2 separate regions of the Homo sapiens genome follow, and region 2 is linked to region 1. A link is an interaction called in ENCODE POLR2A ChIA-PET data of the cell type or tissue named here. Cell type or tissue: PC-3. All regions are shown on one strand. Links, peaks and the distances in the headings refer to the core of each region. The heading gives the core; the rest is flanking DNA.

Region 1 (5,386 bases), core at 215-5,214:
TGCTCAACTGTCACTATTTTGGAAAGCCCCTCTCTAAGCATCCTAAGCAGAATAGCACACCTCATAATTCAGTTTCTTCATACCACGTATCATTACGTGACATTTAATTCTGTCTATTTATTTGCTTACTGTCTATTTAGAAAACTGTGAGAGCAGCCGGGTGCAGTGGCTCACGCCTGTAATCCCAGCACTTTGGGAGCCTGAGGCGGGTGGACCACTTGGGGCCAGGAGTTCGTGACCAGCTTGGCCAACATGGTGAAACCCCGTCTCTACTAAAAATACAAAAAATTAGCTGGGCATGGTGGTGCACGCCTGTAGTCCCAGCTACTCGGGAGGCTGAGGCAGGAGAATTGCTTAAAACCGGGAGGCAGAAGTTGCAGTGAGCCGAGATCGTGTCACTGCACTCCAGCCTGGGCGACAAGAGCGAAACTCTGTCTCAAAAAAAAAAAAAAAGAAAACTGTGAGAGCAAGGACTTTGCCTTGCTCTCTGCATATCCCCAGTACCTGGAACAGAAACTGGCACATAATAGGTGCTTAATAAATGCATGTTGAATGATTGAATAAAATTAAACTCTATAGTTCTGAAACCTGTTTTTGTGTGTGTGGTTAACAGGAGTCTCTTAATAGATAATACCTAGTACTTTTTTCAATTCCCTTATACATTCATTTGAAGTGTGCATTATAAAATTCATTGTTCAACATACAAATGAGTATCATTGACTTTGGGATCAAAGGAAGGGAAAATTATTCAAAAGAGCACTGTATGTATTTACACAGATGAAGCTGCTTTTTTACTGAACGGTATATCATGGACATCTTTTCACATCAATATATAAATCTTTCTAGTCTGCACAGTGGTACACAGTTTATTTACCCAATTCTCTTTTGATGGGCATTTGGATTGTTTCCAATTTTTCTATATTATAGACAATGTTGCATTGCACATCCTTACACATATATCCTTTGCATGCTTTTAATGTTTTATATCTTTTATCTGAGATGATGGAAAAACCTACAAGCATGAATGTCTAGCATGAGATTGGAAATGCAGTCTGGGAGCTGAGAGCTATCTAGCTTGGGGGTAGATTGGAGATTTCTTCACACATATCCAATCACTGAAGTAATAGGAATCCATGAAATATAAAGAAGGAAATCGAGCAAAGCTGGAAAACATGAATCTTAAGCAATGTCTGCACTTAGAGGGCAGGAGGAGGGAGGCAAGAAACTATTCATTTTTGACAGTTATTTCTTGATTGGTATTTTCTGAAGACTGGAAACACAATGACACAGTATGAGTGATGTGGACTTTGTTCCTGCCTTCCTGTGGCATACAGTCTCATGGAAGAGGAACGCAGAAAATAAACAGTGAAATCAGATGATCATAATAGAGTGGATAATACAAGATGACATGGAAGTACATAGGAGGGCAATTGCCACAGACGACAGCCTTAATGGAAAGTGCTCTAGAGGTTACCTCTGAGCTGAGCCTGATGTAAATAGGAGTTAGCCAGGTGAGGTGGTGCGGGTCAGGAGTGAGGAAGACTTCCAAGCTGAAGGAACAGCACTTTCAAGGTTCGGAGTTGTGAGGGAATGTGGCACATCCAGGGCACTGAAAAAAAAAGTTTACTGTGTGTGTCAGGAGACACACACAGTAAAGTGTGTGAGAGTGAGGTGGGTGGTGGGGGAGAGGACTGAGAAGTAGGCAGGGGCCATGATAAGAGGTTTGGCTTTAATTTTAAAGGCAATGAAGAATTTTAAGCAGGGAGGTCGTGAGATCAGTTCTGTAGGTACATTAGACAATGACTCCGACTGCAGTGCGGACAATGTATTGAAGGGTGTGGCATGGGAGAGAATAAGACCAGAGGGTCACCTGGTGGGAACCAGGGAAGAGGGGATATGGCTCTAAGTCAGAGTAATAGTGTTGGGCGTAAAGAGCAGTGGATGGATTCTAGAGGCATTTAGGAGGATTGGGAGGTAGAATTGACAGGACTTCGTTACAGGCTGGATTGAAGGGGAGAATGAAAGTGAAGAATCAAAGATGACAAATGAATGCAAAGAGCAGCTCCTGGTTTGGGTAATCGAGATAGGAAGATAAGCTGGTCCGGAAGGCAGTAAGGATGAAAACTTTACCTCTGGACAAGTCCCGTTTTTTGTGGGATGTCCAAGTAGAGGTGTTAAGCAGACAGGAGAGAAAGATCTGGGCTGGAGACAGCTCGGTGTCACGGGCATCCAGACAGAATTGACACCTTGGTAAATGTGAACTCTATAACATCCGGGACTTTGTCTTCTTCATTGTGATACCTCAGGGCTTAGAACCTTGCCTGATTCGTGGTGTGTGCTCAGTAAATATTTGTGGAGTGAAGGAGTGGATGAGATCACTCGGGGAAAGTGAGGGAAGAAGAAGGCCCAAGCCAGAAAGCCAAGGAGCACAGGGAGTGTCACTGCTGCACAGGAGAAAGAGAGACAGAAGGAGGGAGAGAGAGAGACAGGGAGGAGAGAGAGGGAGAGAAAAGAGAGAGGGAGAGAGAGGGGCATGTCAGGGACACAGAGAGGAAGCAGTCAGGGCAGGAGGAGGAGCTGGGCGAGGAGAGGCAGGAAGTGGTGAATAATGTCAAAGCTGTTGAGAGTAACTCAAAGGGGCAACAAAAGTCCAAGAGATTTGGACAACACGGAGGTCATTAGTAATCTTGAGGAGACTGTTTTCAGAGGACAGAGGAGTGACAAGGAAGGGTGTAAGGGGAGATAAGAAGTATACATGACCCTTTCAGGAAGTTTGACTGTGAATTAGGTATAAAAGGCAGTGAAAACAAGAGTATTTTTTTTAAGAGATGGAGACTTATGGATTTTTTCATGATTTTGAGAAAGAACAGCAGAGAGGAGATTAAAGACTCAACAAGATGACAGGATAATTGTTAGAGAGAGGTGAGGAGATGGGAGGAGATGAGATTTCCTTCAAGATGGAGGAATGGGCTCAAGTCAGTAAAGAGACAAGTTCCATTTTAACCAGAAAAATGAAATGCCGGTTACGATGAATTTCCAGGTTTGCAGGTGAGAAGTTGGGGTGTTTCTATCTGGTGTCCTCCAGACTTTCCTTGAGGCCACCAAGCAATGATGGGGAATGGCTATGGAGTAAGGAAAAGCAGTAGCAGAGCAGTGAAACGGGAGTCAATGGGAAAGAGGGGTCCATCCAGAGACAGGGAAGGCAACACAGGCCCAGTATCATGGAGCGAAGAACATGAGGACTGATGAGGCATAGGGCTGGTCAGTTGGGGATTATTCATAATATCTGAAGTTTCTGGAAAGTGATAGAGGTTGGACCCTCTACTGTCAGGATCTGAGAAATGAGCAGATATGTGAGGAGTGAAGTCAGCAGTTATATATAACTGGAGAGAATTCTGGAAGGGGAAAGCAGGAGTAGAGGGAGTGCTAAGGGTCATCTGAGCTTAATTCAGGATTTTTAAAAGAAGTGCAGCTAGGCTTGGACATGGGGCAGGAGAGGGAGGGTTTGAAATGTTGGAGGAAGAGGCCGGGCACAGTGGCTCACGCCTGTAATCCCACCACTTTGGGAGGCTGAGGCGGGTGGATCACCCGAGGTCAGGAGTTCCAGACCAGCCTGGCCAACATGGTGAAGCCCTATCTCTACTAAAAATACAAAAATTAGCTGGGCGTGGTGGCCGGTGCCTGTAATCCCTGCTACTTGGGAGGCTGAAGCAGGAGAATCACTTGAATTCGGGAGGTGGAGGTTTCAATGAGCCGAGATCACATCATTGCACTCCAGCCTGGGCAACAAGAGTGAAACTCCATCTCGAAAAAAAAAGAAAAAATGGTTGGAGGAAGAAGAAACAGAGAAGCCAGAGGGAGATGAGATCAAATGTGTGGTGGATGAGTTAGCCCTAAAATGTGGAGGGACCCTTCTCTTTTGTGACAGGAAAGAAGCTGGACAGGCTTGGCACACCAGCAGAGAGGTGGAGGTATGGACTCGAAATTCCGGGGAAATTGTTATTTCTCTATGGGTTATGCATGGGAGAGCAGGAGGTACTTGTTCTCTACTTTCCCCAAACCTCTACTTCACAGGCAATAAGACATTTGATGCCCACCCCATCCCTAGCAATCTGACCCACTGGTTAGGTCAAAACCGAGGACTAAGCATTTGGCAGTCTCTGCCCTGGCCCTAACAGTTTGAAAGACTATTGTAGCTCCTGCCTCAGTGCCCCCTTTTGGGAAGGAAGAATCACAGAAAATCAGGGCAGGAAGTGAGCTCAAAAACATGCGGTTCACATCTCAAAGTACACAGATGGGAGAAGTTAAGTCACCATCACCGAGTCTCCCAAGCATTCACCTTTTCTCCCCAGCTGTTAATTTATGACTCTCTTGTGAAACTCTTCATCATCTCTCCATTGTCCATGGAAAGAAGTCCTCAGTCTTCAGCTTGGGATTCAAGGCCCTCCACCATTTGGCCTCACTTGACTGCAAGCCTCAGGTTCTACTTCCCTCTTACACATATAAAACCTTTTCATCTGGGCTAATGTTCTTTCAAATTGGAGCACCTTACCTTCATCTCAAATTAATGTTTGTGTATAGTGTGAAATGACAAAGTTAGTTATTAAGTGATAAAGCTTCTAGAAGAAAACAGGAGAATATCTTCACAACCTTGGAGTAGGCAAATTTTTTCTTAGGTTACAGACAACAATAACTACAAAAGACAAAAAAATCAGACATTTTCAAAATTAGAAATGTCTGTACCCTTAAGAAAATGAATAATAGGCAATTCTCAGACTGGGAGGGAGTATCTACAAAACAAATAATGTTATTAATAAAATAGCATTCCTACAACTTAATAATAAGAAAAGCAACCCATTTTTAAAAAGTGGGCAGACACTTTACAAAGGAAGATATAACAATAACTGATAAGCACATGAACAAATGCTCAACATCACTAGCTAGCAGGAAAATACAAATTGAACAAATGCTCAACATCACTAGCTAGCAGGAAAATACACATCCATAGAACAGCTAAAAATTAAGCTACCTGTGACACCAAATGTTGATGAGGATGTAGAGCAACTGGAATGGTCATAGACCACTTTGAAAAGCAGTTTGGGGCGGGGCACGGTGGCTCACACCTGTAATCCCAGCACTTTGGGAGGCTGAGGGGGGCGGATCACGAGGTCAAGAGATTGAGACCATCCTGGCCAACATGGTGAAAACCCATCTCTACTAAAAATACAAAAAAAGTAGCCGGGCATGGTGGCGCTTACCTGTGGTCCCAGCTACTTGGGAGGCTGAGGCAGGAGAATTGCTTGAACCTGGCAGGCAGAGGTTGCAGTGAGCCAAGATTGTGCCACTGCACTCCAGCCTGGCAATAGAGCGAGACTTCGTTTAAAAA
Region 2 (5,386 bases), core at 287-5,286, 400 kb after region 1:
GCCTGGCCAACATGGTAAAACTCCGTCTCTACTAAAAATACAAAAATTAGCCAGGCGTGGTGGCGCACACCTACAATCCCAGCTACTTGGGAGGCTGAGGCAGGAGAATCTCTTGAACCCAGGAGGCGGAGGCTGCAGTGAGCCAAGATGGTGTCACTGCACTCCAGCCTGGGTGACAGAGTGAGACTCCGTCTCAAAAAAAAAAAAAAAAAAAAAATCAATTGACCATACATGTGTGTCATGTGTGTCTGTCTTTCTGTTAGTACCACACTGTCTTGGTTACTAGCTTTGTAGTAAGTGTTACAACTGGGTAGTGTGATTTATCGTTCTTTTTTTGAAATTTTGTTCATTATATGTTCTTTGCATTTTCATTTAAATTTTAGAATCAACTTGTCTGTGTGTTGCTAGCACATAGAAATACAATTGATTTTTTATATATTGATCTTGCATCTTGCCAGTTTGTCAAACTCACCTGGTGCTTTTTTGTAGATTTCATCAGAGTTTCTACATAAAGTATCATGTCATCTACATATAGATACACTTACTTCTTCATTTCCAATATGGATTCTAGTTGGCAGTAGTCTCTTTGAGTCATTAATCTTAATTAAATAGTACAGTTTACTATTAGGATAACTTACAGTAAGCCACAAATTAATTCCTCCTTCATTTAAAACTAAAATCCTTACCAAAGTCCAAATTTCAGCTTTTAGGTTTTCTTAGCAAGAGTTTTAAAATATTTTGAGATTCCTAATGGTAATGAAGGAATTTTTTTAATTCCTGAGAGTACACTCACTAAGCTGACAGCATTTTGACATTTTTCAGTTTACATATTTTTATATATTCAAATTCTCTTAATTATCAATAATAAAAGGCTTTCACAACATCATTCCTTATTGAGGGTATAAAAGGGAATACATATTTAGGTCATTAACATCTGTGACCTGGAAATAAAATTGACAGATTCTGGCCCAGCGTGGTGGCTCACGCCTGTAATCCCAGCACTTTGGGAGGCCGAGGCAGGCGGGTCACGAGGTCAGGAGATCGAGACCATCCTGGCTAACATGGTGAAACCCTGTCTCTACTAAAAATACAAAAGATTAGCCGGGCGTGGTGGCGGGCACCTGTAGTCTCAGCTACTCAGGAGGCTGAGGCAGGAGAATGGCGTGAACCTGGGAGGCGGAGCTTGCAGTGAGCAGAGATCATGCCACTGCACTGCAGCCTGGGCGACAGAGCGAGACTCCGTCTTTAAAAAAAAAATACACACACACACACACACACACACACACACACACACACACACACACACACCAGATTCCATTCTAGATGCTATTCCTTAACTCATTTAATCCTTGAGAGTAGCAACACCCAGTAGAGGTTTTATCCTTTTAACTTTCTTGAATATACGTTGAACTTAAATTCAAATTTCTTTAATTTAGGTATATCAGCCCAATATGTACTTGTTTTAAAGTTATTTCGAAAGTAATTTTCTCTTTCTAGAAATATGCCTCATTTTTTTCAAGAAATGGCAGGTTTCGCTATAGTTCGACTCTGATCTAAGTCACAATACAGTTCTAGAAACAATTTTCCAAATCTTAAAGCAGGTCTGGTTTCCACATAGAAATAGAGTAATAATGGAAGTTCTGATTGTAACTACCAAGACTCAAGATGGAATTTCTTCTTCCATAATAGTGGTATGAGTTCCAGCGAAGCAAGAATTAGGGAGTAGCAAGACGCCTATGAAGGGAATACGTAGGCTCTTGAGCAGAGGCAGATTCAGGTTTGGGGGAGTCACCTGAAACCTATTCAACTTCTGGTGCTGTCTTTATGAAAAGGAATACAAAATATTAAATGTTTACAATTGGCTGTCATTATTCATGTTATATATATATATTTTTTTTTTTGAGACGGAGTCTCACTCTGTCACCCAGGCTGGAGTGTAGTGGTGTGATCTCCGCTCACTGCAAGCTCCACCTCCCAGGTTCATGCCATTATCCTGCCTCAGCCTCCCGACTAGCTGGGACTACAGGCGCCCACCACCGCCTCCCGGGTTCACGCCATTCTCCTGCCTCAGCCTCCCGAGTGGCTGGTTCTGCAGGCGCCCATCACCATGCCCAGCTAATTTTTTTGTATTTTTTAGTAGAGACGGGGTTTCACCGTGTTAGCCAGGATGGTCTCGATCTCCTGACCTCGTGATCCGCCTGCCTCGGCCTCCCAAAGTGCTGGGATTACAGGTGTGAGCCACCGCGCCCGGCCAATTATATTCTTTAATACTGAATTAGCAATAGTGAACCACTATTCCTAGGGGAAATACAGAGTTAGGTTCCTGTGAGATCAACATTTTCATCAACTGATTAACATATATAACCTTGTTTTATGTGTGTTTCTATTTCAAGAAACCTTATTTAATGTATATTGTTGATTTATTAACATGGATAACTCATATGTGAACAAAGCTTATCTGACATACATACTTTCTCTGTAAAGCACACACAGCTTTCTTGCCCTTAGGGACACTGGACAGCACTTCACTACTATGTTTGGGGGCCATTTTCAACAGTGAAATCACTGGAAAAAAAGCACAAAAATGAGAAAAACAGCTAAATATACTGCAGAAAGGACATTTGTTTATAGTAAGAGATTTGAAACAAGAAGGCAAAAAGCCACCTTGGCTGAAATTACGTGCCTTGGAGTACTCAAAATTTTCATTGCACGTGTGCATGAATGACCGTGAAAGCACCACAAGTATTGATTTGGGTGTTACAAATAAATTCTAGTTGGTAAATTCACATGGAATCTGTGAATAGTGAGGATTGACTCCAGGATGAAAAAAGAACTCCTAACAAGTTACAATTGTATAAAGCTGACAAATGCCACAAATACTAAACCCCAGAAAAATAATTTTTAATTAACTGCTTGATGCTCTCTATAATACTGTTTTCCCTTACATTTCTTAGCTGCATACCCTTTGATTGTATGACAGTGATTTGTAATGTTTTCTGTAAAGAGAATTGAGAATGACTTTGTAATATTAATATTGTCTATAAAGAGAATGGAAAATCTGAAAAGATTTTTTTCTCTAGCATGGTTGATTTAAAATGTTGTTTTTAAATTATTGATATTTGTGGTACATAACATTTGAAACTTCACATACATACATACTTCATATTTGTAGTACTGCTGTAAGCTTGTGCCGTTTAGACAGGATTTCAGATAATTTTATTTTATGTGATTCTCATCAGAAAAGGAAAAAATGGTTCATATAATTGCTTGTGCTACATTTTTAATTGTCTACACTACATTTTCAAGACTATTAGTGACAGAAGAGAACTTCTATTTTGACTAGGCATCATTGAGAAATGCCTCCTTCATTTCTGTTATTACCTTGTACTTACCATGCTAGGAACCATGGGACACATTCATATCACAGTGCAATCTCTCACCCTGTATCTATTTATGTGACAAAAATATCTCTGCACAAAAGCAACTGTGAACTACATAAATATATCTCTAAATCCAAACTAAATAGTTCTCAGCTTAATTTCTCCATCACAGGATCCCAGAAATGCAGATGGCCACTTTATTTGCTACCCAACACTAATACCGACGCTGGAAAACTGAGATGGCACCGAATCCTGAGAGACAGATATCTTAACTTATTTAACTTAACTCATTTAACTCATGATGGTGAAATTTTACAAAAACACATCCAGGTAACATAGCACAAGCCTCTCCCAGGGCCTTTGAAGGGAACCGTGCAAGCAAGGGTCCCTTAAGCTTACATTTCAGCAAATCTCCTAAGGAAGCTCTTCCCATTGAACTAGGAGGGCACCTCAAGTTCCTAAGGGGTTCTCAGTCCTGCTCCCAAGATAGGAGATTACTTGAGAAAACCAACATTAAGAAACCTGAAATAGAGAAAGCTATATTGCAAAATTAGATGAAAGGTAATAGATGCTGACCCTTTAAGATTGAGTTCTGTCTCTAATACAAAGATATAACAGAGAATGTCCAGATTGCCTCTAGTTAAAATTTTGTTTTAATTTAATACTAGAACAGCAGCTTTCCATTAAAAAGTGCTAACCTCTGACTAGGACTCACTTTCCATCTCTCCTTAGAGCCTGCAGCACTTTCTCAGATTGACCAGCCTACAATTGTGTATCAACTGCTTGTTTACTAACTGCCAAGAACCTTTGTGTAAGTCAGCCATACCCTAGGTGTGAGTGTTGGTTATGGCAGACCATAACTGAGCAGCCTTTCCAATGACTTTTTTTTTTTTGGTCTCTGTTCAGTAACCTTCACTGCCTCCTCTTCCTCTATCCCTCCCCTCTAATTGCCTAGCTAAGGGTAGATTACCAAATGAGAATCTAACATCAAGTAAGTTGTAGATATGGCTCATTGATAAGTCATAAATGCATACAAATACATCTCTGTGCAATTGATTAAAACATATGGATAAGCTCTGACCCTGAAAAATGAACATGATAATTCTCACACATTAAATATTGTTCTGTGGTAGGTTGTCTAAAAAAGTATTTGGATGTTTGTGTACTTGGATTATGCAAATTCATGTATCATAAATTTGACCTATCTAAACCTAAAATACCAATTGTGATAAGTAATTTAACAGGAGTGATGTATGTGATTTGCATAGCTTGTATCACTTGAAAAACTTCTCTGTGAAAGGTTCGCACTGATTTCTTTTCTATAGAAAATTGTGACATTCTAGTCATTACAGTGATGTTATACTAGGCTCAAGGCTTAGGTCAGTTGTATTTGATAGATGATAAAATACCCAGATCACTCAAGGTCTTATTAAAGTCCTTTGGTTGTGATAGGGAGCAGGTGTTTCTTCTTGTTCCTCTAGTATGTTAAAGTACATTAAAGGAAGCTGTGAGGTTGAAGAACATTTGTAAGCTGCCATTTCTGAGCACTTTCTGTATGCTTAGTATTATGCAAAGTAACTCTTATGATGCAGGTGTTGTAATGTTCAATATGCAGGAGAGTAAATTGAGACTTAGAGAGGTTTGTACTTATCTTTGTCTTTAATGATAGTATGAGAGGTGATTTTTCTTTCTCTGGGTTATAAAAACTTGAACTTAATAGTGATAGAATGTAGAATTATGTGCTAAGTAGATTAAAACTGATAATCAGAGGTATGGGTAGAAAGCCTGACATTTTACAGTTGAAGTATTAAACACATCCTAACCTGTCCATTACACCTATGGGACATCTTCTTTCCAGCTTATAGGAAATGAGTAATAGTTGCTCTTAAATTTTGTTCCATATATAGTAGAGGTATCCTGGAAGATTCAAAATATATTTATGATCTAAGTAAATGTTGTCAGGAAAATTTCAGTTTTAGCAGATCAGACATTAGGAAAATATTGCT

The links. Peaks named below come from ENCODE experiments on the same cell type or tissue, not always from the same donor. Only the 100,000 strongest peaks of a DNase experiment are listed, where the experiment ranks them.
Region 2: POLR2A ChIA-PET joins it to region 1 with 6 read pairs; 2 of 35 experiments call an interaction of 5 or more read pairs at or near these places.

The regions. Positions count from the first base shown.
Region 1 is chr14:65,241,591-65,246,976 of GRCh38, forward strand. No RefSeq gene overlaps it. Among named protein-coding and RNA genes, the nearest start is that of LINC02324, 22 kb to the left of the region's middle. In PC-3, for the core only: no CTCF peak of the experiment used is centred there; DNase peaks (open chromatin) are centred at 1,341 and 2,431; H3K4me3 peaks cover 802 bases; H3K27ac peaks cover 3,002 bases.
Region 2 is chr14:65,642,408-65,647,793 of GRCh38, forward strand. All of the region lies in intron 6 of FUT8 (fucosyltransferase 8), which reads left to right. Among named protein-coding and RNA genes, the nearest start is that of MIR625, 170 kb to the left of the region's middle. In PC-3, for the core only: no CTCF peak of the experiment used is centred there; no DNase peak of the experiment used is centred there.